Linked DNA regions of Homo sapiens: region 2 is linked to region 1. A link is a loop called in an ENCODE intact Hi-C map of the cell type or tissue named here. Cell type or tissue: heart right ventricle. All regions are shown on one strand. Links, peaks and the distances in the headings refer to the core of each region. The heading gives the core; the rest is flanking DNA.

Region 1 (15,803 bases), core at 3,667-11,666:
AGAAAGAGAGAGAAAGAAAAGAAAAGAAAAAAAGAAAGAAAAGAAAGAGAGAGAGAAAGAAAGAAAGAAGGAAGGAAGGAAGGAAGGGAAGGAAGGAAGGTAGGGAAGGAAGGAACAATACTCCGAGTATATGAAAGAGGGCTATGATGTAACCGTTACTTTGATAAATATCAATGTTAGAAGAGGTCTGACATTGACTGACAAAGACCCAATGTCTCCAGACACCTGTGTTAAGTCCTAAGAAGAACGGGGAGGGAAAGTAGGGGAGGGGAAAGGAAGTGACTTGGGAAATGAGCAATAAAAGAGAGAAGAGTTTGGGCCCAAGATGCCTCTGGCTATGGTTATTTCTTGTGTTCCAAACAGCTGGCTGTGTGTTTGGAGTTCTGGATGACTCACCACGTAGGAGGAGTGCTGCGGGAAGAAAGGAGAAAAACCACAGAGGAGGGAAATCCCCTTCAGCATCCTTGGGGTGTGGCTGTGGCATTCTGTCTCAAGGCCTCACACAGGCCAGCTAACATCTCGGGCTTCAGTGCTTGGAAGCCATTTAGGGGTGATTTTAAGACTCTTCCAGAAACCCAGGGGCTCATCCAGAGAGGAAAGGGACTTCATTCAGCTTCCTTGCTTATAAACCTAAGCAACCATGGGTGAAGAATCCCTGCAAAGAAAGAAGAAATATATACTTGTCAAAATGGAGATGTTCGCTTGAGTCTTCCTACCAGGAAAAGAAGAGGAAGTTGGGGGGAAGGAAGAAGACTAGCTTTGAGCATAGAATTTCATACATTACAAACGGGGCTGCACTGCAAAACCACACAGCCCTGTGATTTAAGCTCCTCGTGTAGTCTCAGTGAGTTCCTGGGTCTTCTTATAGACTGATTTGTATCCCCCTGCCTAAATTCCTATATTGAATCTTAAACCCCAGTACCTCGGAATGTGACTATAGAGATAGGGCCTTTAAAGAGGTGATGAAGCTCAAATGAGGCTGTTGGGGTGGGCCCTAATCCAATGTGACTGGTGTCCTTATAAAAAGAAGAGATGAGGACACAAAAAGAGGCACGAGGAACAAGAGTGCACAGAGAGAGGACCCCATGCAGAGGCAGCAAGAGGACTGCCATCTGTAAGCCAAGCAGAGATGCCACAGAGGAAATCAACCTTGCTGGTACCTTGAGCTTGGACTCCCAGCCTCCAGAACTGTGAGAAAATTGATTTCTCATGTTTAAGCTGCCCATTGTGAAACTTTATCATGGCAACCCTAGCAGACAAAACACTGGGGAAAGAGCTCCCATACAATTTGAATGTGGTGTCCCGGGAGGGCCTCAACACATGCCAGCTAAATCACTGCTGTTTCATTCCTACATCACAACCTGACCTCAGACCATTACTACAAGATACTAACATTTGAGTTTTCCCACCTGCCAGACACTATATTAGGCTGCTTTCTCACATATTACCTCATTTAATTGTTAATGCAAACCTGAGGCTCAAAAGAGGTTAAGTAGTTTCCCCAAGTGTATTAGTCCATTCTCACAGTGCTATAAAGAACTATTTGAGATTGGGTAATTTATAAAGAAAAGAGGTTTAATTGATTCACTGTTCTGTAGGCTGTACAGGAAGTGTGGCTGGGAGGCCTCAGAAAACTTAATCATGGTGGTAAGCGAATGAGAAGCAAGCACGTCTTACCATGACAGAGCAGGAAAGAGAGAAAAAGGGGAGGTGCTACACACTTTCAAACAACCAGATCTTGTGAGAACTCAATCCCAGCACTTTGGGAGGCCGAGGTGGGTGGATCACAAACTCAAGAGATCGAGACCATTCTGGCCAACATGCTGAAATCCCATTTCTACTAAAAATACAAAAAAAATTATCTGGGTATGGTGGCACGCACCTGTAGTCCCAGCTACTCAGGAGGCTGAGGCAGGAGAACTGCTTGAACCTGGGAGACAGAGGTTGCAGTGAGCTGAGATCACACCACTGCACTCCAGCCTGGCAACAGAGCGAGACTCTATCTCAAAAAAAAAAGAACTCTATCACAAGACAGCACTAGCGGGATTGTGCTAAACCATTAGAAACCACCCCCATGATCCAATCACCTCCCACCAGGCCCCATCTCCAACACTGGGGTTCACAATTCAACATGAGATTTGTGTGGGGACAAAGAGCCAAGCCATGTCACCAAGATCATTGAGGTAGGGCATGCAGGACCCAAGGTAGAAGCCTAGGTCTGGTTCCAGGTCTGTGGTTCTCTCTCACACCAGGCCAGGGGTATCCATGGGAGTTGTTAAAGACCAGAGATGTTAAGGACTGCATGCCACTCTCACTTTCGAAAGTCAGCTCAGTCCTCCCAGCAATATAGTCACTGGGGTTTATAAGTCCTGTGACATAGAGAGGAAAAATATGTATTAAGTCCTAATTCTATCTTTACTGGACCTTTCAAGTCCAATTCTTAACTGACCACCAACACTATTTAGTAGCTAGTTATGAGGCATATATAACTCCAAAGATATTATTAAGGAATCACTTAAGAAAGTATTATTGCTTTCTGGATAATAGGCCACTTTGTTCTATTCAGCTCAGTTTGCTGAGGACAACTCTATCTGGAGCTCCTTGTCAATATCTATTTTTAATGGGATATATTTATAATTGGATGTATTTATAACCTCATTTTCATGGGCACTTGTTTTCTTTCCAGAATCACACAGGCATTTTAATAGATTGGCTAAGGCAGTAGAGAAGTGACTAGAAACAGTTTGGGCCTGATTGTCTGTGAAACCTGAGAATCCTCACTCCTCCAATGCTGGTGCCTGTGACACTTTGGGAAGACAGCAACTTCACCACTGTGCGCTGGTTCTGATTTCTATAAAAGACATACATCCTTCCTGGAAGGGACAGAGGACACCAGGGTGATTAAAAGTTTTAGTACATACTGAGAGGAAACTTCAGTGGAAATTCCTATGATTTAATTCAGTTTGGCAAACATTTATTATCCATCTATTACATGCTAAGCACAGATTCATTGACTGAGGTATGTTAATTTTAGCAAAATTATTGAACATAAGCATCAGAGCTGGAAGAAATCTTAAGAGATCATGTAGTCAGATACTCTCACTTTAGAGATGAAGAGCATGAAGTCCAGACAGGGGAAGTGGCTTGTCCAAGGTCAAATCATTGGTTCCTGGCAGGCAAGGAGCTAGAATCTTTCTGAATCCTAGCCCAGTGGTTCCAATATACTCTACAGCAGTAAGACCCTTATCAGAGTATCATGTCCAACTTAGTTCACCACATTGTGAAAACCATGTACACATCTGGAAGAGATCCATAAAAAATAACCGAAATTGCCACAGGATGGAAAATAGATTTTTTAATTAAGTAGCAAAGATTCCAGCTGAATATGAGGAAGCAGTTTTTGGCTACCAGGGTTATGAAATATCAAAATGAGCAAATCAAATGAAAGCACATCCAAAAATTTTCAAAAGGACAAAAGATAAGCATCTATTTTCGATTGTTGGAGGGTCACCTGCCCCCAAACAGGGTGCTGGAACAAATAATCTCTCAATTTTACCCAGCTCTATTCGAATTCATTTATGATTCTATGTGCCTTCTATAAGGCTTTTGCCAAACAAACTGCTGTTACTGCATCATCGATCTTATCATTTGTTGAAATTTCCTCTTAAAACCATTTCTTTGCCCTCTTGTTTTTGTTTTATTTTGTTTTGTTTCTTTTTTTTTTTTTTTTAATTTCGAAAAGACTTTGCAATGGGCTGAAGCAAAATCTGAGATATCTGAATTGTAAGATTTGGGGATTTTTTAAAAAATTGCCAGAGGTGACATGCTAAGAGATTAGACCCCTGACAGTAACCACAGGTCTAGGCCAGCAAAAGGTCAAGTCCAGAGTGAAGCTGGCTGACAGATACCATAGATACAGACAGGCAGGGGCCTGGAGATCAAAGCAGCATTATCAGCCACAGCAGAACTCTGACCTTAGAGCAGAATGGCCATTTGCTTTCAATACTTTTTACGTAATCTCCTAAATATAGGTCACTTGAAGTTTAAGAGACACGTCAGAAGCAGAATGGTGTCAGAGACTTGACAACCGTAGGGTTAGAGATGCTAGGACTACCTCGCAAGAGGTCATCCTGTTCATCTCCCTTTGCCTGCGAGGCCACATTAACACCCCCAAAATTGCCCTGGGTACATTCAGGAAGAAAGTTTGAAGCATTTAAGGGGCATCCAACACAATAATGAGATATCCTTCTGCATATCAAAAATGAGATAATGCTAAACCCCCACGTTATAAAGGGATCGGTCTCTACTCCTTTCTATTGTCTTTAAAGAGATCTTTAAAAGGCAACTCTGCAATGCTCCTAAATAAATGCCAACAACCACCTCCATCCCTCACTCAGACCCTCTTCAGTCCCTCTTCCCTACTCCTTCTGGGACCCATCTCAGTCTCTGTGTCTCACTGAGGTTGAACAACAACCAAATACATATTACTAGAGAATCGATCTCCCAAGGTATTGTTTCTCCCTCACAAAAACTAGAATAGGCCAACCAGCCTGCCCCTTGAACCCGTAACTATTGCTCTGTTGAGAATGAATCTTCATAGCTGTCAAATGTCAGAGTGACAGACCCTCACATCTCTGCTAAATGTCACTTGCTAAAAGTCAAGGCTGAAAGGATGTACATCATGACAGAGGCAAAGAGGAGCATATTCACCTCTTAGGCTTCCATATGTTCTTGGACACTTGCCTCCTCCTGGGCTTTGGTTTAGCTTTCTGTGTTCAAAGATTTTTGCAAAAGTACCGGATGTTAGAGAAGCAAATCAAACCTACCAAAAATCTCCAGATGCTAAATCCATTTGTTTCAAGGCTCCCCCAAAAGCTGTTGGGGAACTCACATGAAAACAGGTTCCTGTTCCAAAGAGTTGTGAGGTTTAATTCATTTCATCGGACTCAAGGCTCATCCTGAAACCCCACATCCTGTTGATGTCACTTACTTTTGTGCCAGAAGAGAGAAGATAGTTTAGACTTGATGAATTTTCCTTCCCTCGCAGCCTGTGCTGTGTTGAGTTTCTGCTTATGTTCACACCAGAAAAAAATGTTAAGAAAAAAGCTACTAGATTTTCCCTCGTTCCTCCCCCACTATACCCCAGTAAGAATTCTTTCTATATGAAGAATGTGTGTACAAGCATGCACATGTATGTTTACACACACACATACAAACACACACATGCACAACTCACAAATATTTGGCAGATACTCAAATCCTTCTCTTTAAAAGCAACTGAGCCACTTTCAAGAGACTCCAGAAAGCTGACTCCACAACCTCCAGGTAAACCTTGTTACTATTTACCTCTATGTGTTTTCCTGAATCCCCATGAAACTAGTCTCCTTGAGGGCAGGGATTCTGTCTTTATTTTAGATTCCTAACACCTGGCCCTGTGTCTATACATGATAGTCACCCAATAAATTATTTTTTGAATGAATGGAAATCTCTTCTTTATTCTGGAGACCATCCCTAGCTACTTTCCTAAATATCTTCAGGAGCATCTTTACCTCCATGGTGCCCAAGTCACACCTCTATATCTAGGAAAATCAGAACAGAAATTTCCAAAATAACATTAGGATGCTGTGTGGCTAGTTAGTATCAAAGCCAAATTCTTATCTAGCACTGTTATGCCATATCTCCAGTTTGAGTGTGCCATCTCTTTCCTGCAGGGACCTAGACTCATACATTCACCCCAGGCTCCTTCTAGCTGACCCAAAGTAAACAAACAAAAAAGTTTCCAGGAGGTGTTTTCAATTACATCTGCCTTGCATATAGTAAGCGTTCAATAAATATTAGATTAAATCATAAAATCATATTGTCAATAACCTCTATCACCTCCAGCTATAGGTAAGTAAATTATTTTCTCTGAATTTTAAAAGTTTGGGTTAGAACATGAGAGATTTTAAGAAATAAGAATCTTATTTTAAGTTGACAAGTCATTTCTTATTAGATCCATGGTTCTCAATGTTAGCTGCATAATAAAAAAGTATTAAGCCTGATGTACTTTTATAGTAGTAATCCTTCAGCCCATCCCCCCAAATTCTGATTTAATTAGTCTGAAGTGGATTCCAGGCACTGGCAATTTTTTTATAGCTCCCCAGGTGATTCTAAAGGGCATCTAGGGTTGCAAATCACCGTTCTTGGCAGAACCCAGCTTCTCCTTCCCAGGGGTGATAAATCTCTGCCTTAGCCATAATGAGGTTGCAAGGTGAAGAGAAGAGTGTATGGATTATTGGGAGAAAAGATACCCAAAGAAGTATTTTAAAAATATTTCCCTCTTAAACATAAATTTGTTGAATATGTAAAATGAAATAAAAATGCTAGAGCAATAAGGTCACAGCAAAAAAGTTCCCAGCTCAGAGCCCTCTTTTACAGTCAGGTGCAACAGTTCTCAACCAAGCTGCCTGTGAGACTCAGCTGAGGAACATTTGAAAATATTAGTGCTCTGGGTCCACTCCAGACCAATTCTATCAGAATCTCTGGGGTGGGGCCCAGGCATCAATGTATTTTTTTTTTAATTCCCCAGGTGAGTCTAATGTGGTCAGAGTTGGGGACCATTAGTCTGGATAAGGCAATTTTCTAAATATCTTGAAATTTGGATCATAGATTGTTCCTTTTCTTAATACAAGAAGACATTTAAATTTTTATACATGGACCTGAACACCTTGAAGTTTTGTCTATAAAATGTGATTAAATGGTATTTTGGGTAAGCCTGGCTATGAATTTTAATTGGAATGTGGCAAACAGGGTGAGCTGGATAAAAAATAGTAAGTTTCCATGGATGGTTGCTGACATGCAATGTAGACATTTAGTTGATAACCAGGTATCTTGTAGGGTAATGCTGGCACATGTCTGGATGTGCCCTTCACCCAAAATGATGTCTCTCTTGGACGCATGGCTCCCACATGAAGTGTTATGTAAAAAAATGTTTCTCTGGTAGAAACGTATCACCAGCTAAATATTCGTAGAGAGGGCCAGGCACGGTGGCTCATGCCTGTAATCCCAGCACTTTCGGATACTGAGGCAGGTGGATCACTTGAGGTCAGGAGTTCAAGACCAACCTGGCCAACATGGTGAAATCCAGTCTCTACTAAAAATACAAAAATTAGCTGGGCATGGTGGTGCAAGTCTGTGATCCCAGCTACTCGGAAGGCTGAGGCAAGAGAAGCGCTTGATCCCAGGAGTTGGAGGTTACAGTGAGCCGAGATCACACCACTGCACACCAGCCTGGGTGACAGAGTGAGACTCCATCTCAAAAAAAAAAAAAATGTAGAGAGTATTTTCCATTTTCCCATTAACAAGGTGAATCAAAGTAGTGTGCAAGGTTTCCAGAGGAGAAACAGAATTCAAGCATGCTAGGCTGACAATGGAGAAGCAGAAAAGGAGCCAGTGTTTGACTCAAAGGCCCAAGCATAATAAACATGTAGACTGGTCTGAAGATCATGCAGAAAGCATCAGTGTATTGGCCATTGAATCACTGTTTTCCTTAAAATGAAATCCATTTCTTAAAATTACTTTGTAAACTAACATTTTCAAGTATACTTTTAATTTATGGCAAAACCACAATAAAGAGAGGCAAGTTAGTGTGACATAAGGGCATTTATTAAGAGTCAGGTTTTGACACTAGCTACGTGACTTGGGCAACATTTTTTATCTCAATATCTGGGTTTCCATTTCTTCATATGTAAAATGAGTCTAGTTTGATTCTTCTCAACCTTGGTTGATCAGCAGAATCCCTAAGGAGGTGTTAAAACATACCACTTTCTGGGTATCTCTCCCAGATAGTATGATTTAACTGGTCTGGAATGGGGCCCAGGCATCAGTATTTCTAAAATATTTCCAAGTGAATCCAAAGTGGGCACAAGCTGAGAAGCATTGCACTGGATGAGCTCGATGCTCCTTTCAGCTCTCATCTTCCTTTGGCTCAGGAGTCTTCGCTTCTGGGAGTGTCTGAGCCATTGGAAAACTTAGTAACCAATGATGGATACATCCCACAACACTTGAGGCTCGTACTTTGCCTCTTAAGAGGGTCACCATTTCTTTTTTTAAAAAATGAATATATCTATCCATCAAGTTAAAAAATCTAAAGCAGCTTTAAAAATAGGTTTCGAAATATGCTGTGCCTCTGACATTTTGTACTGTCCTGAGAAGATACTCAATAGCCCTTCCCATAGTGTCACCAAAAGCTTTCTTTATTCCACTTCAACCCTTCCCTATGTCTTTCGGGCATTTAGGCCTTGGGCCCACATTTGTTTCACAGTTGAACTCGAAGTGCTGATTCTTATTTCAGTTTGGATTTGCTGCCAGGTCTCCCAGCCCAAGTTCAGTTTCCCATGGGCTGGCTGAACCACCAGTGTAAAACAGCAAGATAACATCCCAGAGCTGGAGCTCCTCCAGCCATGTTATGTCAGGAGAACCGAGTCCATGTTGGCCTCACAGGGTCACTGTGTTCTCACAGCCAGGAAGCCACCCTGGAAGCACATGGATGGATGGCTCCAGCATTTCATTTCAACGCCATCCAGTCTCTCATTCCAGCTGTCGAGAGCAAACCAAAGGGAGAAGAGAAAAAAAAAAGTCCAAAGAAGCACTAGTTCAAGGCCAGTTTCAGAAATCAAGTGTTTAAATAAAAGTTATCCAGACTGAAATTCTGGACTCTGATAAATTACAAAATTAAAACCAGAATAAAGGTAGGTAGCTCTGAACACTCTGGTCAGTAAGTTTCTGAGTTAATTGACCGAACTGTCCAGTTAATTGCTTCCACCCGCACTTCCTTTTGGTTATGGAGACAGTTTCTCTACAGAAACAATTGCTTTCCCACCTGAAGGTTAAAATAACAATGTAAAACTATACCTGGCAAAAAGTTTGATCTTTAGATCAAGGGATTAGATTGGTTTTAGTTAGGTAAATTTTATAGCCTGGAGAAAACTATTTTCAAATTGCTGCAATATTTTTGTAAACCCAAGATTTTCTCAGTATACGAAAGAGTTAGCAGGGCCACCCAGGTCTTTACATGGAGTTGGCCTGGAGTTTCTGCTTACCCACATAATCCTCATTTTCAAGATTAAAAATCATAGTAATAAGAACATTTCTTGAGTTTTGTCATTATTCATCATTAGATTCGTCTAGATCATGCCAGAAGTAGAAACAAAATAAGATAGAAACAGAGTGCTTAGGAAAAGATCAGGGACAGATTGAAACATGGCCCACTAAGCAGGTCAGCCAGTTACCCTGCTCTTAGGCTACTATGCCAGCTGTCGCCCACTACATCCTTACCCTGGTGCCACTCATCACCATGCCCAAGGAAAATGTCCAAAGGAAATCTCCAACCCTACAGAATAGTGAACGAGTACCCAGTTACCTTTAGGATTAACCTACCCTGATAACACAGAATGTGGAATTCCCCTAGAAATACTGAGGCCAAGAAGAGGCACCAGATCTCATTTGGGGAACACAGGCTGATGATTTTCCAAACTATTCGAGTGTTGGATGCCCACAGACGCTGTGCTATCTGCACCGTAAGGCTGTGTAGCTCACTGGTGAAGAACATAGGACTTAGAAGACTAATCTTGGTTCCATTCCCAAGTTCTACGTTCACTTGCAGGGAGATCTTAGACAAATTACACAAATTATTGAGCCTCAGTTTCTTCCTCTGTAAATGGAATATGGGGTTTGAGGCAATGCACAGCTGAAAAATAAGAGGGTCTTAAGAAATTATAGTTATCTTTACTATCCTTTATAATTACCTAGAATGATGAAACTATAACTGAATCCATTATGGGAAGGATTCTCAGAGCCATATTTTGTGGATTGGCTTAAGTTTTCAGTGAGTGCTTTCGGCATTTCAAATTGTACACCAAAGCAGGGCATGTGGTACAAAGCACTGGCATTGGCAAAGGCTAACATAGATATTGCCTGGGAAATGAGTAGGAGGCATAGCCATCGATGGCTCTTAAGCCTGATTCATACTAACCAGGGCAAGGCCAAGGTGGCTCCATTAAACACCTTCACTAAGGATATTTTCCAAGGAAACACTTTTATAACTTTCAGATACAAGCTAAAAGTGACATTGGGTTAAGGAAACGTCTTAAACAATTTTTCTTTTTTTGGAGATTGCTTTAGCAGTTAGATTGAATTTATGATTGGCACATCAGCTCTTTGCATATGAAAGCAAGAGCCTCTAACATGTTAGAATGGATTTAAAAAGTTATACTCCAGTATTTTAAAGTTTTTTTTTAAACATTCTATTGGTGATATGTGTAAGCCTCATAAGTTTTTGTTCCCTAGGCAAAACAAAGATGAACTCCAGGTCCTGACCAAATTAGCACTTACGTTCACCAAAAAATGGGGGTAGTAGTGTCACTTTCCTTAAAGGACTGAGCTGAGGCTTGTAAAGCATTTAGCAAAGCATTCAGCACAGCATAAATGCTCCCAGTCAAGGTTAACTGTTGTTGTCGTGGATGTGGGTTTGTTGCTGCTGTTATTCCATCATTCAACAGACCTGTACTAGACACAGTGAATTCCAAGAAGAATACACCAGCGGTCCAGTCCCTCAAGATGCTCAAAGCCTCCAGGGAGGGTTGGATGTACAAATGTGTTCTCATGCAAAGCAGTAACTTCTTTAAGGTCTGAACAAAGTGCTATAGGTACCCAGAGGGGAGCCAAGGATTACCTTCACAGAGGAGATCATCTTTTATGTGGGAACAAGTGTGAATTTGCCTAGCAAGGGAAAGGGTTTGCAAGGCAGAGAAAATAGCACATGCAGAAGCTTGACTTAATGAAAAGTCATAGTGAGCTTTGAGGAACACTGGTGAGTCCTGGGTTACTAAAGCAGAGGTCACCTGAGGAGTGCCAGGAGAAGTGCTGAGAGTTGCTGGGGGCCAGAATGTGAAAGATCTTACAGAGTAAGCTGAGGATTTGGCACCGATCCCACTAGCCACAGGCGTCAACAAATTTCATGGGGAAATAATGTGATTTGATTTATATTTTATGAAGATAAGTTTGGTGCCAACAGGGAAAGACAGAAACTGGAGTTTAAAAACACAGGAGGTGAGGCCTCTGGAGTGGAACAGCAGAAAGCCACTCACTGCTTGGTGGGGAGTAACAACCCCACTCACTTCACTGAACCCTCTATGCAGTGGCTGTGTTCAGAGTTGAGCGGCTGCCACTGGAGTCTCGTGGCCCCCTGCAGTCCATCTGAAGAGGAGAAGGCCTGAGGGATGAGAAACTGGACTTCAGCTGGCTGCTCAATACAGACACTACGCTGAAGAGAGCTGCAGTGTTTCAGAACAATGCCAGAAATTAGTTGTTCTTTTCACCGGTAAGAAAAATCCTTCATCTGTCCCAGAAATCCCATTAAAGTGGACATTTTGATGGATAAGAACTGAAGATGGTACGTGAGGACTCCTAGGTTATGTCCCCAACCTTCCATTCAACTCCCTCACCTTAATTCTTATATTTTGTTTCATCTTTGAAATATGCTTGAGGAATTATGTTTGGAAGATGAACTTCAGAAGTTCATAAAAAACAGGATGACCAACTATCCTGGTTTGTCCAACACTGTTCTAGTTTTAGCACTGAAAGTCCACCATCCCAGAAAACTGAACCCCCTTGCCCACGCCCCCGCCCGCCTCCACTGTCTCAGGCAAACCAAGATGGCTGGTCACCCACCCAAAAGGGCTATTAGAAACACTGTACTATGAAAAAAGACTGTGATTCAGCATTTATGAAATTCATAACTGATAGACATGACTTTTACTTGGGGAAAACTAGGTGATGATTTTTTCTCTATGTAATTTTAGGGTGCCATGCATAAGAACTCAACTTTCTTCCTCTAATAAAGCCGACATGTTGACTTATAAAAGATAGGAAACAGGAAACTAATAACAATAATAGTGACGGTTAACATATTGGGCATGCACTATATTCCAGGCACTGTTCTAAGTGCTTTACATAAATAAGTCATTTAATCTTCACAACAGCCTTATTATATTCATCCCCATTTTACAGATGAGCAAATGGAGGCACAGAGATCATATACATAATAAATGTACATAATGGAATTTGGATTTGAACTCAGGCTGCCTAGGTCCAAAGTCCATGCTTTTAAATATTTCCTATATATAATGTATAATAACTCATTTATTAAGCCCCAACTATGTGCCAATCATTTTACTGAGTGTGCATTCCATAAAGTACCTCATTTAACTCTCACAATAGTCTGTCTGGTACCAGATAGGTCATTCATTCATTTATTATTTGTTGAGCTTATGCTTGTTTAAGAATCATAATATTGTATTTTTGTAGGTGAAGGAGGATGGGGGTTTGGACCAAAGTAGTAGCAGTGAAAATGGATAGGGGAGGTAAGATTCAAGAAAATTTTCTGAAGTAAAAACATTAGAATATGAGATTAATTGAACACAAGGAATGAAGAAAAATAAATTGTTTAGGACAACCCTGGGATTTTGACCTGAGGGACTGGATGGGTGGTAGTCTACCAATCAAAATCAAAACTACAAGAAGATCTACCTTGAGAGGTGCTATAGACTGAATGTTTGTGTCCCCCTAAAATTCATATGTTGAAATCCTAACCCCCAGTGTGATGGTATTAGGAGGTGGGGCCTTTGAAAGGTGATTAGGTCATGGGGCAGAGACTTCGTGAATGGAATCAGAGCCCTTATTAAAAAAAACCACCCTGGAGAGCGTCTTTGCCCATTCTGCCACGTAAGGACACAGTGAGAAGACAGTCATGTATAAACCAGGAAGCAAGTCTCACCAGACAGCAAATTTCTCAGCACTTTGATCTAAGACCTCCTAGCTTCCGGAAAAGTAAGAAATAAATTTCTATTGCTTATAAGCTATCCAGCCTATGATAATTTGTCATAGATGCTCAAAGGGACTAAGACAAGAGAGAAGTTAACGAGTTCATGTTGAAATGTATTAAGTTTCAGCTACTAAAGAGCACACCAGTTGACGTGACCAGAAAGCCTGGAAACTTTTATCTGTAGTTCAGTGGCTGGAAGCCAGTACCCTAGACTTGGTGATTAGCGTTACAGGTATAAGGAAGATTATCCAGAGAAGATGACAAATGATAGAGCCCTAGGGAATGTCAACATTTTAGGGACAGCAGAGGAGAGCCTGCCAAGGAGGCTGGAAGACTTAAGAAGAGGTAGGAGGAGAACTAGGAAACAAGTGGTTGCCCAGAAACCAAGGGAGGAGCAGGTGATGGTCAACAGGGCCAGTGCTGCAGAGAGGACAAACAGGAAGAGGGCTGAAGACAGATCATTATGACCAGGGTGTGATTCGGGATGGAGAGCACCAGATCAGAGCATGACCAGACAGCAGCAAGTCATCCCACTCCTGACCTTAGTGCCCTGACATTCCCTCAGCCAGGAATAAAATCAACCCCAATGCTGAGGGCAAGGCTAAGTCTGCCCCCTGGGGAGTTGGGGACTCCAGCTTCTGAGCCTGAAAGTTAAAGGAGCAGGCTGGGGCCCAAGGAGAGAGGCCACTACTGTTTACACATTCATTTCCAGGCACTCCTTCAGGCTATAAGACCAGCTCTAAAAAGCCCCAGAAACAAAACACAAAGCAAAAGCAAACAATTTAAAAACAAAACAACGAAACCAAAAATAAAAATAAAACCACACACACACACAAACACACACTTCCTTTTATAGCAGGAAAAAAAAAAAAGAAAAAATAATTCTACCTAATGAAATTTTCTGGACAGGTTTATGGCTGCCTGTTTATGGCTGCCTGACCTCCAACCCCAGGCTGGAGAATAACTGAGTTTTATTAAACATCAGCAAAATATGAATGAAGAGAGGGACAAGCTTTCGAAGGGTCTCATTTCATTTCCAAGCCCAAATAGCTCACAGTTGACCTTGAAACTATGGAGCATAATTTTCCTGTCAAGATGATAGAGAAAAGACAAAGTCGTGACAGGGTTCTGAATGGGAACCATTACATTCATGTGAAGCAGCTCTGTTTTTAATACCCCCTCGGGAGAAAACATAGAAAGTTATGAGCTGAGCTAAGGAAAGATACGTGGATGCAAATCTGACCCTCATTCAACTCTAGAAAATTCAGCTGGAGAAAAAACATGTTATTTGAAGTCATATGTTTGATCTTCTTATGTGAATTGCCATTATTTATCTCTACTCCCTAAGTGGTATTGCCTGGGTCCATTCTTATGCTCTGAAACCAGGCTCCGTATCCAAATCTGTGTGATCATCCAAGCATTACGAGGTCTCCCCACTAGTCCACCACACTTCATTTTTCAAGTAGCAGGAGGATTGAGCAGAGCATTCCTGTGGGGAGAGACCCAAACAGGCCACCCCCAAACTGCTTCCTTCAGGCTGATAAGCCCCCATCGTAAATTATGCTGTGACTGGAGGCTTCAGCCTCTTGCCATCAGCTTGCCTTTCTTTTGGAAAGATACCAGCTCTGTCCCCTGAAATATATCCTTTATTTTCAGAGTCCTTGAGGATTCCAAGGATCAGGAAAAGGAGCAAGAGAAGCCCCTCAATTCTAGGGCAAATCATCCCACACTGCTGTTTCCAAGCCTCAAGCTAACATCTCATTCTGGCTGCGCTCCCTTCTGGATCTCAGCAGCAATTCTACCACAGGGTGATGTGGTATTTCCAGTCTTCCACTTCACCATCCCCCACACCCACTTTCCAGCTGTTGTCAAAGCAACATGAGAATTCACTGGGAGATTCAATGAGGAGAGATGGTCAGATGGGAGGGGTGGGATAAGAGGAAAACATACTGAGATAAGAAAAGCACTTGGTCCTCAGAGAACACATTCCTGCAATGCTGGGCTGCATCTCCATGGCACATGCTTTCACACTGACTCCTGGATCTAAGTCTGAGCTTTCAAATTCATTTTCTTTGGCCTCAAAAGGTTCTCAGACTTGAAACAGGATAAAGAGAGGGAGATGGAAGGCTCTTGGGTTGATCTTCAGAACACCAGTTTGCACATTGTAGCCTACGTGCCTGCATGGGTCCGAAGATACACATTGATTGGAAAGACCTTGACCCAGCCTGTTCCAGTTCTATCCTATCCTTCTAGTCAATGACCCTGCTAAAAGCAGGAAAAGTGGCTGCCTGAACCCTGAGGCTACTAAGGCCTAGACTGAAACCTGTGAGCTCCTAAGCTTAAATCCCAGCCCTTTCCAATTCCAAACATTTTTCCCCAGATAAATCACTTTTTCTGGTCATGTCATCAACTACTTGCGCATTATTTAATGGATCAGCCATATGGATGAGTCAGTTTGGCTGTTGGGGCTGCCAAAAGTAAAACCCCAATTGATATGGTGGGTTGCTTAAAAATCTTATTGACAACAATTTAATTCAGTCAAGCTGTATTTCATCCTGGGACAGTTTCAAACCTTGGAAGAAGGGGAATCACCATGTCCACTATCTCGACTGGAAACTGGGTTCTGAGGCTGTGCTGATGCATGTGTCTATAGCAACTCTGGAGAAAACAGTCCATTTAAAAGTTGCAACAGTGACCTCCAAACTTTGGGAGGGGTTATAACATCACGTAGCCATTTGGTTCTGTATGGACTCTGTCCCCAAACATACAATCTAAAGTTGACCGTGCCGGTGCCTGGGCACACTGTGGGGCCTGGTCGGGAGCAGGTGCCTAGCCTGGCCTGACCCCACATACTCCCCACCCTCTGCACTCTGATGCTGAGTGGGTGCCAACCCCATCCCAGCCAGGATGATGGTGAAGTATTTCCTGGGCCAGAGTGTGC
Region 2 (15,803 bases), core at 4,531-12,530, 100 kb after region 1:
GTATTTTGGAATGAATAATGTACATGATTTTGCAAGCCTAGTTACTTCATGTTGTCATAGGGAGTAGCTCAAGGGACAGGAAGAAAAGTACTTGCTTCCACTCATGTTAAAACTATAGGCTCTTGATCTGTCAGTCTGTTCTGAACATTGGTATAAAATTAATGAATAATCAGCTTCCTATCCCTGAAGTAATAGCCTGAAGCTTGCAGATAAAGTACCAAATCTCAACAAAATCAAACCTAAAGTCCCCAGATGTTCAGATAAGTCATATGCCAGGGTCTACCTTTGGCCCCAGATTCTCCTGTTCCCAGCCTTGACTCAGCTGAGACTCAGTGGCTTCTCTCCTGGGACAATATCAATGGTTCAGCCAAGGCAGCACATTTCTATACCCAGTTCATGATCCATGGTTACCACTGCTGTCCAGACTATTACACCAGTGGAATCGAGTCACAAGACCATGCTTACCACAAGCTTTGAAATATGAGAAAACGGAAAAAAAAAAAAAAACCTCCCTTTAGAGCTGTGCTGTTTCTCTTCCTGTGAATAAAAGGAAATTCATGGTCATTACTCAATTACAGAAGGATCAGATTAGCACCAAGAAGAATTTCCTAAGTATAAGAAGAAAAGAAGAACCTGTGAAGTGAGGAGTCTCACAATGCAAACCTGAGACTAGCTCAGGCCTGAGTGTGGCCTCCAACAACAGACCTGAGGCAAGAAGAGAGAAACTTCTCCTTTGCGTATTCCTCAGAGTTATCTTTGGCATTGTTGAGTTTGGGTTCAACACATTGTTGACCTCTCTTTCCCTGCCTAACTGCACATGAGAAAGTGAAAACTTGGATTAACATATTACACGTTAATGAGCCCATGTAACACACGTAAAGCTGGACTAGTTGCAGAGAAGCATTAAATCTAAAGAAAGAAGAAGTTAGCCTTCAAAGAGATCTGAAAACTGAAATTGTTACTGCAATTTCTTTAAAAGGCACCAAGGGAGCATTCCTTTCATAATAAAAATAAAACTTCTCAAGACCCTCTTTCCCCATCCTCTTCCTACTCTCTCGTGAGAACAGACGTGCTACCAACTTCATGTCTCACACTCCCCCAAACACCCAAAAACTAGCTCTCAAATCTCAGCCTGCATTTGCTGTCATCCCCTTCCTGTTTCCCTTTCTGGAATATTCTTCTCTCCCTCCAGTACCTCTCTGCCCTAACCAATGTAGCTCAATCATTCAATTCTCCCTTCTCATTATCAGATACCACATAACAAAAGCAGCTGCCCATCCAAGAAACCTACTTTCTTTTAGAAGGCAGGAGGAATGGAAAGATTCTGAATGTGCATATGTAATGTTTTTGTCTTTGTCACATTTGCTCACCACGATAAAGACTTAAATATATGGAAAGAGGCTGACATCTGAAGCCAGATGACCTGGATTGTCTCAGTCACTGCGTGTGACTTTGGGGCAATTAAGCTAAGCTTTCTGGCCTTTGTTCCTTTATGTATAAGATGAGGTCACGGTAATGCCTTCTTCACAAGGGTATGGTGATGATTAAATGAAAAAACATGTTTTGTTGTAGGAATAACAAACCATAAAGTGTTTTATGAACATGATTTCCAATCCCACTGGCTTTAATTCTTTACATTGATTAGAATATTATATATACATCATTCCATGTTATTATATAAAGTTTAATCAGCTACTTGGAGATATAGTTTGTTAAGTCTGTCACTCTTCACAATCTTGACTAAAGTCTTAAAGGTTGGTTACCTTTGCTTGTGCAGTGAGCCACCTGATTCTACCAACCCATTTTGGCATACTCCATAAATTGGAATCCAGAGTCTTTAGACCATCAATTATAAATTTAAATTCCTAATTCTCAACTCCAGACTTTATATAAAATATCTAAACTCCAGGCGCCATATAAAATTTCTGACCACAGCACAAAAGGTGTTTCTGACTTGAGCCCCCCTTTTAAAAAGAGAGTCCCATCTAATTTCTTATTCTATAAATCAAGACCCTTGTCACCATCAAGTTTCTAATGAATAGCAGGCAAAGGCATCAGGCACAGGTTAAAAGAGGACAGGAAATAAATGGGGTCAAATTAGAAGGGAAAGGCATGTAGAACTCAAAACCAAAGAAACAAAGAATTAAGGAAAAGCACTAGAGTGCTTACACAAAAATACCAAAACCATTCCTTCTAAAATAGAATATGAAAAAATTGTGAGCACATGTGAATTTACTGATTTGCAGTGAAAATGATTCCAAATCAATCCCTTTAGATTCCATGTAGGAAGGTGTAATTGTGAATAAGTCAGAGATTGGGTAAAAGGCGGTATAAAGAGAGAGAGGATGAAAGCACAAAGTGATATTCAAGCTGACAGAGGGTGGCACCCATAGCTAGGACCTTCTTAATCTTTGAGCTTCTCATTTGGGATATGAGTACCTATGTCCCAGGCATGAAAAAAAATAAGACAGCCCCTGCAGCACCTGCTCAAGAAATGCAGCAGGTGGTGGGTATCCTTTCCTCCCCTCCTCCAGGATGGGCTGTGCTTCACCTTTTGATGAAGATGTGGCATTTACCTTGGTTCACAGCTGCCTCTTGGCTAACCCATCACTGAGTAGAGGGAAAAAGATAGACAAGAAAGGTTGGGTATAAGCATCTGGGAAGGATATGCTATCTTCATTAAAGAAGACCAAGAGAAATTAAATTTGTTGTTGATTATTTGCCTGGCATAGGAACTAGCAAAGAGAGCAATTCAATAGTCTTTTTTTAGCCCAAAGGATCAATTTAGCTCTGCCCAAGCAGGTAAGAGGCTAAGAACTCCAACTGTCCACGTGCTCAAATTATAAAGTTTAAATTTGACATTGAAACCTAAATAAACATAATGCCATATGACATTTTCCATTGATGTTTCCCTTGAGTTCCACTGCATTTTGCTTAACAAGCAGCTCATCCACATGTGGCTAGAGAAGAAAATACCTCAAAGGCCAGAGAAGGCCAAAGAGACCCATGCAGGATAGAAGGCTCATCCATGGAAACTCCATACTCCAGATTGAATTTCACGAGCAGGACAGACAGGCACCACCAAACTGGGTCCAGTGTCCTGGCTATGGCTTCTAATTCCCTAATCTGGTTCTATCTATGAGTCAAGGGAAAATCTAGAAATGGTATACAGTCACCAAACATGAAGACATTTCCAAGAGATCCAGGATTCCATTCCAAAGAAAAGCACCTTTTCCTTTTACCTTGCTGTCTACCCACCTTCAGAGGCGCATTCTAAACGTTGCCTCTGCAGAGGGTGACTACATTAAACATTTCAAAAATAACCATACTGGATGTTGTGATACCCTAGAGAACTGCAGATTTTTCCCCAAATAAGAAAATGTAGCTCTTCAGAGCATATCTGAGAAACCAAATATCTGCTTAAACCCTTCTGTCACAGACACTGACACTACTCAAAATGAACTTTTCTCAAACATTAGATATAGGTCTTTACCATCTAGCTGAGATGTCAGGGCACTAGAGAGTCTCTATCTAAAGAGATAATTAAGAAAGAAATATCCAGAGTTTGCACAGTTTCTGACAGTGACATCAACCACCCATTGAAATGCTCTCTTTGCCAGATCTGTCCATTCATTCAATAAATAAATATTCAATAAAAACACCTGCATATAGAACACCCATGTGGCAAGCAAAGTGAGAAATAAAAAAGTAGTTTAAAAATAGACCTTGCCTTCAAAAACTAAGACATATATAACCCTCCCCACCCCCCAAAAAAATAAGGTAGAAAGCATTAATTGCCCTAAGAGGGGTATAAAGTGCCACACTCATGTGAGTTCAGAGAGGCTGAAATTATCTCTGATGGAAAGAGTCTAGAAAAATTTCACAGAGGAAAATAGTATTTGAGATGACCTTTGAAGGGTAGGCAGGATTTGAACCTGAAAGATGATAGCAAAGTGCATCCAGGTGGAAAGATCGTTCTAAGCAATGAATCTAAGGAAACAAACACAGGAAACAACACATTTGTTTCAGTCTGGCTGGAGAATAGGCTGCAAGGCACATAATTTGGGGAGGGGGGTAGAAAAATAAGTGACAGCCATTTTATAGATGGCTTTCAATAGGAATTGGGAATTTATGTCATAAAAAAGAGCCACTGAAGGTTTCTGAGCTGGGGAGTGGTATGCCAAGGGTGAGGCTTCCGAAGGATTAATTGGGCAAGGCAGATTAGAGGAGAATGTGAGCAGAGGCAAGAAGACTAATCAGGATAGAAATACAGTGATGTGGGTAAAAAGCAAAGAACTGTGGTGTCAGAGAAGGCAAGGAGAGGAGGAGGTAGATGAGAGAAATGTTGTCAGGTTAGGGTCAACATGATTTGCTCATTGGTGCTCATGTGGAAGAAGGACATGAAAGATAATCCTGATGGGTGTATTCTGGATGTCTGAAAAGATAATAATATTATCAACAGAAAAGGAACTCAGCAAGTGAAGATGCCTGTAGAAATCCCAAATGCTTATGTTTGGTCATCCACTGGAAATGTGGGCCTGGTGTCAGGAAGTCACAGAAGTATCTTTGGAAGACCAAAGATACTGTTCAGTCCCAGTTACCTTATCTCTGTGGTATTTGCCATTGTTGACCCTCTCCTCCTTGAAATTTTCCTCTTGGGTTTCTAGACAGTATCCATTCCTCATTTTCCTCTTCCCTCTGTGGCAATTCTTTCCGTCTGTATGAGCTCTTCTTCTCCTACTTGTCCCACAAATGGTTGTATTCTCCAGAACTGCAGCCTCAGTCATTTGCTATTCTCATTGCACATCCTGTCCCTGAAGTCTCATCTATACCTGTTGCTGCAGTTACCACTTCCATGTGGATGGCTCCTGCAGAAAGCAGTGGTTAAGGATGCAGATGCTAGTAGTATCAGCCTTGGTTCACATTCCAGCCCTACTTCTGGCTGGCCATGTAACTTTGGACAAGTCACCTACCTTGATCTTTCTCATCTGTAAAATGTGATTATGGAGTTGTTAAGAGGATTTAACATGAGGATTAATATGAAATCTGGTACAGTGTAAGTCCTCAGTAAATGGTAATTATTATTGAACAAAATCTGCAACTGGAAATCTAGATCTCTCTCTTGATAGCCAGTTCTACACAGTCAGTTGTCACCTGGGCAGGATCCCTCAAAGTCCCGAAGTAAACTCATTGTCTTTCTCACCTCCCATAACCCTGCCCCTCTGTATTCCCAACATTCATTCTATCATCCAAATTAGAAGCCTGGGAATCATCCCACAATTGTCCCACTCCTTTACCCCCACATCCATCTGTCATCAAATCCTATAAGATACAATGCCAAACTACTAAACATGGCATGAAAACCTCATCATTATCTCACTCCTGCTTTTTGTCCAAACTCATTTCCCACCACTCTCTCATTCCCCAATGCACTCACACCCTGTGGTTCAGCTTCATATCAATGTACTTGCCGTTCCTCACAAATATTGAGCCACCTAATATAAAGGTCTTTGCACATTTCTTTCGAATAGCCTTCTTCCAACTTCCTATACCCAATTCAGATAATTCCTATTGCCTTTTAAGACAGTTTGTGTCACCTCCCTGTGAAGGCTTTCTTGGCTACCAGTGGGCAGGTAAGTGGCTTTCTCTCTATTTCTTATAACAAATTGTATTTCCCTATGGTGGTACTTACCACATTAGAATTACTGATTTGCTTGTCTCTCTTCTCCAATAAATTGTAAGGACTTACAAGTAAGGACTGTGCTTCATTCATTGTTCAACTCTCCTTCCTCTGCCCTCCCTCTATCACAATACATAGCACATGGAAGGTACTTAATTTTTTTTTTTTTTTTTTGAGATGGAGTTTCGCTCTTGTTGCCCAGGCTGGAGTACAGCTGCACAATCTTGGTTCACCACAACCTCCACCTCCCAGGTTCAAGCGATTCTCCCACCTCAGCCTCCTGGGTAACTGAGATTACAGGCATGCGCCACCAGGCCCAGCTAATTTTTTTTGTATTTTTAGTAGAGACGGGTTTCTCCATGTTGGCCAGGCTGGTCTCGAACTCTCAACCTCAGGTGATCCACCTGCCTCAGCCTCCCAAAGTGCTGTGATTACAGGTGTGAGCTACCTCGCCCGGCCTTTTTTTTTTTTTTTTTTTTTTTTTTGAGACATGTTCTTGCTCTGTCACCCAGGCTAGGGTGCAGTGGTGTGATCACAGCTCACTGCAGCCTTGACCTCTTGGGCTCGAGTGATCCTCCCACCTCCTTCCCAAAGTACTGGAATTACAGGCTTGAGCCACCCCGCGTGGCTAGGTTTTTTGTTTGTTTGTTTCTGTTTTTTGAGATAGTGTCTCTCTCTGTCACCCAGGCTGGAGTGCAGTGGCGCAATCTCAACTCACTGCAGCCTTGACATTCCAGGCTCAAGCAGTCCTCCCACCTCAGCCTCCATAGTACTTAGTACTATAGGTGCACACCACCATGCCCAGCTAATTTTATATTTTCTAGAGACAAGGTCTCACTGTGTTGCCCAGGCTGGTCTTGAACTCCTAGACTCAATCATCCTGCCTCAGCCTCCCAAAGTGCTGGGATTACAGGTGTGAGCCACTGCCCCTGGCCAATTATTATTATTATTATTATTATTATTATTATTATTATTATTATTATTTTAGTAGAGATAGGGTTTCTCCATGTTAGCCAGGCTGGTCTCAAACTCCTGACCTCAGGTGATTCACCCACGTCGGCCTCCCAAAGTGCTGGGATTACAAGTATGAGCCACGGTGTCCGGCCCAATTTTTTTTAATATATAAATAAATGACTGAATACAGACAAACCAAGATAACCCTAGTGGTTTCCTGCTCTCTTTTTTGTTAGCATGATCAGTCATAGAATTCATGTAGCTTGACTTCAAAAGTTTTTCTGGTTTAGTCCATCCTCTGGAATAATAACTAATAGTTTCTATCCTATTTTCTAAGATACATGCATTTTAAAGCTAATGGGATATTTGATCACAATGTCCTGCTGGGGTGTTAAATCAAAGAAACCAAAGCTTTCTTTCATTTTATTTTGTCTATGGCATCTTTCCTGCATTCTCCAAATGTTCTCTGGTTAATCACTTGATCCACACCAAATAAGTCAAATGAACTCACCTGATGAAATGCAAAAGAAAGCCTGTAAGAACTTTAAGTTTGCAAATACAATTAGACTCTCTTTAATTCAAATAGTCGGATAATGCGATTCCCTAAGATTGTCATTCAGAATACCAACTCTCATTGTACTGAGGGGAGAGAAGATGCATAGAAACTCCAGGTGACAAAATATTTAAAAACACAGAATATTTTTTTCAAATGTATTCTTCTAATTTAAAGATGACACATCTTATAAGGGGGGATGAGAGCAATAAAACCGCTCCCAGTTATTACAGTGAACCTGCCAGAAGACCAGTCTTTGATGCCTATCAGCAGTCTCTGTCTATAGAAGCTGTTCCAGCTTTCATCCAGCCTTCTGGGTCCACTTCTCCACTCTCATTCCTCACATGTTGACCCTTGGGGATCTCCTACTGGAAAGTGCTCTTTCCTGCCATCACCCTCCTAGGCCCCTACCAGGGACCCAGCCCCAATGGGGCTTAATAGGCACCTTGGCATGGTAGTCTGGTGCCCTAGACTTTTTTTCTTTTAATTGAGGCAGAGTCTCACTACGTTGCCCAGGTTGGTCTCGAACCCCTGGGCTCAAGCATTCTTCCTGCCTCAGCCTCCTGAGTAGCTGGAACTACAAGCCACGTGCCACCTCGCCCAGCCAGTTACCCTAGACTTTTTGACGAAAAGAAAAAGTTTTCCAGGTTAAGAAAATGAACCATAGAAAATTACAATTGTAGCACCAAAAAGGAAACTGGCTGACAGACCAGCAGCTCAGAGATCAGTGACTTAGACAATGCTGCCACCTATCGACCAAAAATGGAAGTACGGCTGGTCTTAACAAATTTAGAGCGACTTAATGGAAAATTTCATATGGATTTGGAATAGGTAGTCACTGAATTGTTATTACCATCATTACTGGTGCTTCAACAATAAGGTTTTTCTAGTCCTAACACAATCACAACTAAATCCTATGAGCAGGGGGTGCGGCAGAAACTGAGGATGTAGAGTAGGAAAGTAGAGTCATGAATGTGAAGGAGTAAGTACTCTAGTACTTTTCCTTAATTCTGTGAATGTGGAGTAGGAAATCAGTTCAAATCCTGAAAGAGGGAATAGAGGGAATAAAGGCTAAGAAAAGCGCCCTTATTAGAAAAACAGATGGAGTAAGAGGAAGATAACAGCACCAGGAGACTGAGCACCTCCCATACACCACACACTGACTCAACAAGGTACATTCACATAAGGAATCTAATTTAATCCCCACTAAAACCCTGCCAGACTAGCATTTTCGTCTCCATTATTGGGTCCCTATTATTAGAGTGTAGCCAAAAAAAGGTACAGATTTGCATAAGCTCACAGCTCAGACCCAGCAGGGCTGGTTTGAACTCAGGTCTGTCTGCCCTGTCACAAAAGCCCATTCTCATTTTAACAGACCAAAACCACCTATTCTCACTTTTCAAATTTTTTAAGGCAAATATTGAGTACATAAGATTGTTCGGATTACAATCTCCTGCTGGGGTGTTAAATAAAGGAAACCAAAGCTTTAGGGGATGCCTATGCCGGGAGATTTGGTGCCACAGATTCTCTTTAACCCGTAGGGGCTCTTTTTTTTCCTTTCTCCTTCCTGCCCCATTTTTCTCTCCCCTCTAAAATCCTCTGTCTAACTATAGATACAGTACAGTAGCAACAGCCACTATCTACATATGGCCATTGGTACTTGAAATTAGGCTAGTCCAAATTGATATGCACTGTACATGTAAAATGCACACTGGATTTCTGGGACTTCATATAAAAATTTTAAAATCCCATTAATTATTTTTATATTGATTACACAGTGACATGACACTATTTTGGCTATATCCAGTTAAATAAAGTATGTCATTAAAATTAATTTCATCTGTTTTATTTTTTAACAGGACTACTAGAAAATTTTAAATTACATGTCTGGATGGCACTGTATTTCAACTGGATAGCGCCGGTTTAAAGACATGCAAACATGCTTTTGTAAAGAAACGCATTTCATACATTAATTAGTATAAGATCACAGGCATGAAACCAAAATCTGTTTCCTGCTCAGTTGATAGGCAGAAAACTGCCATCTGAGGTTCAATTAAGACAACTATAATTATTAACCGGGAGCTTCTCATCGTGAGCAAACTAATGAAGCCTGATTTTCTCTGGTTGTATGCCTTATGAGTGACTGATTTGTTCACTAATTATCCCAAAGTTTTTTATCCTGCAGATTACATTAATAATAGTGTGATTTATATACTAGAAGAATATGCTCTATCAGGCTCAACAATAACTTCACATTTCTCATATTAGAGAAAGTTGAGCTATTACTATTCCCCTCAGAAGCATGTTCCTAAGACGCTGCAGAATCTTCTCACCCCTACCTAGTTCAATGTCTTTAAAGCAGATGGAAATGTCATTGTGAACCAAAGGCTAGTCACATCCTAGGATTAAACCTATTTACCTCGAAGGCTTATTTTCAGGCTAACCAGGGTTCCTTACAACTTTTTCTTATCAAAAACAATCCTGGAAAAATGGACTTAGAGAAATCTACAGGCCAATGGACTCCTAAAGACAAGATACAGTCAAAGTTTCTAACCAGGAATTAAAAGATCAGGCTTACTCCCTAGGATGACAAACAATTGGTCCAAACCATATGGAGGTGCTCCTTCTACAGAGCCCTCAGCACAGTGGTACCTGAGACTGGACTTCATGAGCAGGGTTCTTGGGCAGGCAGAGCACATTCTGGGATGGCAGAAGACATTCTGCCTGTCCAAGAATTTCAAAGAGCCTCCATCTGCCCCTTGGAGTCAGGGTCTATGTCAATCATGATGCCGAGTTTCCAGACAGGAGGAGAATGGACTAATTAATTTCTCAAGTTCGCCTTCAAAACCAGACTCTGATCCCCCACTTTCAGCATAAGGGAACAGACCCAATAAGTTAAATTGAAGTTAAAAAAAAAAAAAAACCCTGGTCTGAGGTTTCCTAGGAACCCACTTGAATAGTGCACAATACAAACTCAACAGATATCTTCTGCCAGCTCTTTTCAATTTTCTCTGCTATGTGTGATATTTTCCATGGATGAGACCAGAGATGTTTGGTTGTAAATGATTGTCAGATGTTTAAACAATTTTGTTGCTGAAACATGATAATTTCCAGAAGCCCCTTTTCTGTACACGGTATCTTTTGCTAAGACCCACCACAAAGAAAATGAGTTGTACCAGAAGAATGGCAGAAGATCTGGAAATTAACTAAAAAAAAAAAATGGACCATAACATGCCTCAAACAAAACAAAAAAAATCATTAATAAGAAACAAGCCAGTTTCTAAGGGTCATGGAAAGAATACACATTGAGTTCCCAGCAGCTGGCTATGTTTCAAAGTCAGTAACCTCCAACTTGTCAGGGAAGATTGTGGTTAATGCTGTGAAAGACATGTGCTGAAAGATTTCTGGTTGCCCTTAAATTCCTGAATTTCTAGTCAGGATATCATACCACACATGTGCAAAACAGAAAAGTCTGGTAAAGTCTAAGTGGGTCCTGCTGTAAGTGTATAAAATCTTAACTTATAAAACCAATACATTAGATAATCACATATCAAAAAAGGATTAACTCAAAAATATTTTTAAATAAAAATTTCCCTACTCACATAGTAGGTTGAATCATATGAAACTGCAAATATTTGACTCTTTTTGACCCAAAAACCCCCAAATTCTGGCAATTCAAGCTATACATTTCATTAACAACATTGGCACTAAAAATTTAAAGAGAGTATTAGGAATCCCTACAAAAGGTTGCAGAAATAAAATTTTTAAAAAATATATTTCTCAAATTACAAAGTCAACAGGAAATTATTTTGTTCAATGTTTTCTATTTTTAGATGTATAATTTTTTTCAGTGACATACCTATAGCCTCTTTTAATCTGAATACCACAGGATATAATCAGTGATAACTAAGAAGAATTTTTTTTTTTTTTTTTTTTTTTTGAGACAGGGCCTCACTCTGTAGCCCAGGCTGGAGTGCAGTGGCAGGCACAATCTCGGGTCACTGCAACCTCCACCTTCTGGATTCAAGTGATTCATGTCTCAGCCTCCCTGGTAGCTGGGATAACAGGCGTGTGCCACCACGCCCAGCTAATTTTTGTATTTTTTGGTAGAGATGGGGTTTCACCTGAAGTAAGAACTTCAGTAATAAATTTGGCAATGCCTAAAATAATAGTAATACACTTCATGTTTGTTTATTGTTTATATTTCAAAGTAGCTTTAAATGAAATGACTCTATTAAGCCATTTCTCCAAATCCTTTGTGTGAAAATGAGACAAAGATGGAAGAAAGAGAGAGAAAGAAAGAAGGAAAGATGGACTAATTTTAATTATCGAAATTTAGACACCCAAATGAGCATTGTCTTTCAAAGGACTCCCTATAGCTACATATCTAATTCCAAGTGACGCTGCCACACTGATCAGAACGTTCATGGAATTCCTCTTTGGAATCACTTTCCAAGTTACATAAGAAAACCAGTACATTCTTTAACAGTCATATTTTTTTCTTTTTCTTTTTAAATTCCAAAACGGGGTGTCTAGCTAGATCAGTTGGTAGAGCATAAGACTCTTAATCTCAGGGTCATGGGTTTGAGCCCTACGTTGGGCGCTGTGTTTCCCAGCATTTTGGGAGGCCGAGATGGGCAGATCACTTGAACTCAGGAATTCGAGACCAGCCTGGCCAACATGGCAAAACCCCGTCTCCACAAAAAAATACTAATATGAGCCAGGTGTGGTGGCGCATGCCTGTAGTCCCAGCTACTTGGGAGGCTGAGGTGGGAGGATCACTTGAGCCTAGGAGGTGGAGGCTGCAGTGAGCTGAGAGCGCCACTGCACTCCGGCCTGGGTGACAGAGTGAGACCTTGTCTCAAAAAAAGAAAGAAAGAAAGAAAAGAAAAGAAAATGGCACCAACCAGCTTATTGATCTACTTAGTTCCAGATGCTTTTTGACTATTTGCTAAAATGTGTACATACATGCATACATAAAAATAAAATAAAAACGACTCGGGAAAGGAAAATATTTTTACACTGAGGATACCCAAGAATGCCGGGTACATTCTCCCACTTTCCCTTTTTGTCTGCTTATTACCCACTTCCTCCAGCAGTACCCTCCACCTTCTGACAGAAAACCAGGTCTCTTCTCTGTAAACCAAGGTGGTTCGAAATGAGATGGTGGGAATGTCCCTTACAACGGCCAGCCCCAATCCCACCGGGAGTAACTTCGACATATTCCTTTACTCTTTCTGCTTCTTTTAACATATCTGAAAATGGAAAGTAGGTAAACTGCACCTACTTCCTCAGAAGGTGGAAGGGATTCGTGGTGTAATCTCTCTACGTGGGCGGAAACACACTGTAAGCACCCAAATAACAAAATGTAAATGTCTAGCAAGTATATAAAAAAACATCAGGAAAGGTTTTTTGTTTGTTTTTGTTTTGTTTTGTTTTTGTTTTTGTTTTTCATATAAAAGGCCAAAAGTAGGGAAGTGACAGAAAGGCTGATTGCCGACCTTTTCAGAGCTTACTTATTTTAAACAATTACACTGACTCATAAAATAAAAGTATTTCTTGTGCCCCGGTCAAAAGCAAGTGGATTTTTACTTTAAGGGTGAATAATAAGAATGCTTTGGGGATGACGAATAAAAGGGCTTCCCCCGGCTAGCCGAGGCGGAGCCATCGGGGATATACCATCTCTCCTCGTCGATCTGGAAGGCTTTCTGAAGGAACTGGGGTTTGTGTCCCTGGCACGCCCGGGACCTGCGTGGGGCTCAGCGCGCTGCCAGGCGACCTCAGCAGCCCAGAGCTTCAACGGTTGCTGTGGCAACAGGCCGCCCAGAGCAGCAGTCAAAGTCCCTGCGTGAGCGACTGCACTTCCCAAGCGCGGAGAGTCTGCCCAATGAGTTCCGCCCTCTCTAGCGCGCTTTCTGTGATCCACCAATCAGGCTCTGCCACGCCCGAGCTGAGTGGTCAGCTTGCCTGGGAGGGCGGGGTTAGGGTGCAGAAACAGGACGGAGAAGGGGGCTGTATTTCCCCTGGCGTGTGAAATGGATGTTAGTGACTAAAGCTCAATTTTCCAGTTAAGGGAGGAGCCGAGACTTTTAAGTCGAGTGTTCCTGTGGGGCCAAAAGGATGGTTTCAGAGAAATCCCAGGAAGTGAGAGTGCTGGGATATGCGAGGGGCCCACGGAGCCCTCCCCTGCGTGTCTGAGATCACACCCTGCGGGTACCCTGCCGTCGTGTGCTGAAGGAGGTGACTGGATCTCGACTCCAGAGTTTGCTCCTGAGATCGAAAAACAAAACAACCCAATAATAGTAATGACAGCCCTGGGTGGGGACAGTTGCAGCAGGTCTCATGAGAAACTCACTAATTTTGTAGGTTCAGGGAAGGCGTGGGCATGTTGGTGAAGTAAGGTTCTGAGTGGAAGAAGAAAATGCTGCTTCTGGGGAAGAGAATACCGTCAGAAGGAAGGAAAGAAAGGAGGGAGTGGGAGGGGAGGGGAAATCAAGGGAGAGGAGAAGAGGGGAGGAGGGAAGGTGAGGTGAGGTGATTGGTATTCTGCCAATCCCATTCTGCACACTAGTGAGACCTAGCAAGGACTAGAGTTTCAGGGGGAAAATACGAGAATAATGAAAGATAACAGAGAGGAAAGAAAAAAGAAATAATTGAAAAGTTTGAAAGAAGAAAGACAACAGCTGAACCAATGGAGGTGAAAATAGAAGGAAATGAAAATTCTGCAAGCTTTTGTTTCATGGATAAAAGGACTGTATTTTCTGGTCCATTATCAGGATACAAGATGGAAAAAAAAGCTATTGAACTTGTGGAGAAAGTGGCTGGTTTAAATTAGTCCTGTCCCTGAAAATCCAAGCTGCGTGTTTGTCAGTCTTATGGCTGATTTAACTCATAGGCCCAGGAGAGAAAGGATAGAAGGAAGCCTGAATGACCAGCAAAGAATCTGCATCCAATCAACACTCAGAGCATGTATGCTACATTCTTCAGAAACCTTCAGGAGTCATAGACTGTGGTCAGTTCTTCGTCAGAATTATTTTAGATTTACTTCAGTTGTTTTTTCATCAAATGCACATAAAACATGGAATTGTTCTTAGCTGTGCAGACCTTGTCTATTTTCTGAAAGGAAAAACAATGTTAATTTTTAAAGCCCTACATACATTACATCTTTGTACTTTTCAAATCATTGTGTCACCCCCTTCCCTTCTCTTTTGAAGGTGCCTGGCTGAATCTCTCCTATTCTCACAATGGCTTTGCCTCCATTCTGCTGAAGTCGCTTCCCATTGCTCACATTATTATACTGTTTTTACTTCACTTCCAAGCTTGTTTCTGACTACACAAAGGGTGCTGTAATTCTGAGTTCCCTATATATAGAGTTGCTTTTCCAGGAACATTATTAATAAAAGGAAAGGTCTTCCTTTTCCATTATGGAGATATACCCATGTTACGTTGTGCTTTGATGATCTGGGCTCTGACTTATAAAACCAGTGTTACTATAATTTTCACATCTTTGAGCAGCTCTGCCCAGTCAGTTCCCCATAGGTCCCTCGGGAGTTTTTCTTGTTTTATTTTTGAATCTTAGCTGGAATCTATCTTCATTAGGAGTCTAGCGTCTTGTTCTCCGTAGAGCTCTGAAATGGTATAACAGAGAAAGGGGTACTAGAAACAGCAGGCTGACTCTCTTTAATTTTCTTTTTCTTTTTTTTTTTTTTTTTTTGAGACGGAGTCTCGCTGGTCGCCCAGGCTGGAATGCAGTGGCGCAATCTCGGCTCACTGCAAGCTCCGCCTCCCAGGTTCACGCCATTCTCCTGCCTCGCCCTCCCGAGTAGCTGGGACTACAGGCGCCCGCCACCACGCCCGGCTAACTTTTTGTATTTTTAGTAGAGACGGGGTTTCACCGTGTTAGCCAGGATGGTCTCGATCTCCAGACCTCATGATCCGCCCGCCTCGGCCTCTCAAAGTGCTGGGATTACAGGCGTGAGCCACCGCGACCGGCCGACTCTCTTTAATTTTCTAACAACTCAAATAGAAAGTTTTTTGGCTTCTGCTGTTTCCTGACTCTTCCTTTCCTCTTTTCATATAGCTGGTCTACCTTACTGATGTTTCAAGTCACTCTAGCTGCTAGAATTTAGGTGAATTATATTTCAGGCTTTCAAGCCATTTAAGGGGACAAGGAAGATTGTTAACGTCTGGACCTCAGATCCACTGGCCTTAAGAGCTCAGTATCACTCCCCACGATGTTGGCAGATTGGTGTATGTTGTTCTCTGATGTTACCTTGTAGCCATCTAAATGGCTCTCTGCATGCTAAACCTTGGGGAGGAAAGGCTCAAATAGGGTTCACCTTCCCTAACTCCTACTCTTCCATCATTTTTTAAACTATCACAATATCCTGGACATTCTTATTCATTGCTGAATCAGTATAGTTTGAGTGTTTGGAAAAGAGGCGGTGAGAGGAGAACAAAGATGAGTGGAAAAAGCTGAAGTGAAAGCCTTTTCTCAAAAGCTCCTAGTCAGGAGAAGTGACACTGTAGGGCAGACAACTCTAGAAATAGTAGGATACACAGAGGAAGGGCCAGAGTTCAGACGTATGTGAACTCGATGTTGTAAATAGAACATGG

Evidence for each region. Peaks named below come from ENCODE experiments on the same cell type or tissue, not always from the same donor. Only the 100,000 strongest peaks of a DNase experiment are listed, where the experiment ranks them.
Region 2: it touches region 1 in a loop (2.0-fold over the local background); 4 of 110 quality-filtered maps call a loop at or near these places.

The regions. Positions count from the first base shown.
Region 1 is chr1:165,481,953-165,497,755 of GRCh38, forward strand. It overlaps LRRC52-AS1 (LRRC52 antisense RNA 1), which reads right to left. Exons shown (of 7, transcript NR_026744.2): 6 at 397-655. It also overlaps the pseudogene PRELID1P7. Among named protein-coding and RNA genes, the nearest start is that of RXRG, 45 kb to the left of the region's middle. In heart right ventricle, for the core only: no CTCF peak of the experiment used is centred there; a DNase peak (open chromatin) is centred at 8,429; H3K27ac peaks cover 4,029 bases.
Region 2 is chr1:165,585,196-165,600,998 of GRCh38, forward strand. It overlaps the pseudogene TRK-CTT13-1. Among named protein-coding and RNA genes, the nearest start is that of LRRC52-AS1, 11 kb to the left of the region's middle. RefSeq lists a silencer at 10,988-11,195. In heart right ventricle, for the core only: CTCF peaks have their summits at 7,946 (motif pointing left) and 8,147; a DNase peak (open chromatin) is centred at 7,946; H3K4me3 peaks cover 225 bases; H3K27me3 peaks cover 1,358 bases.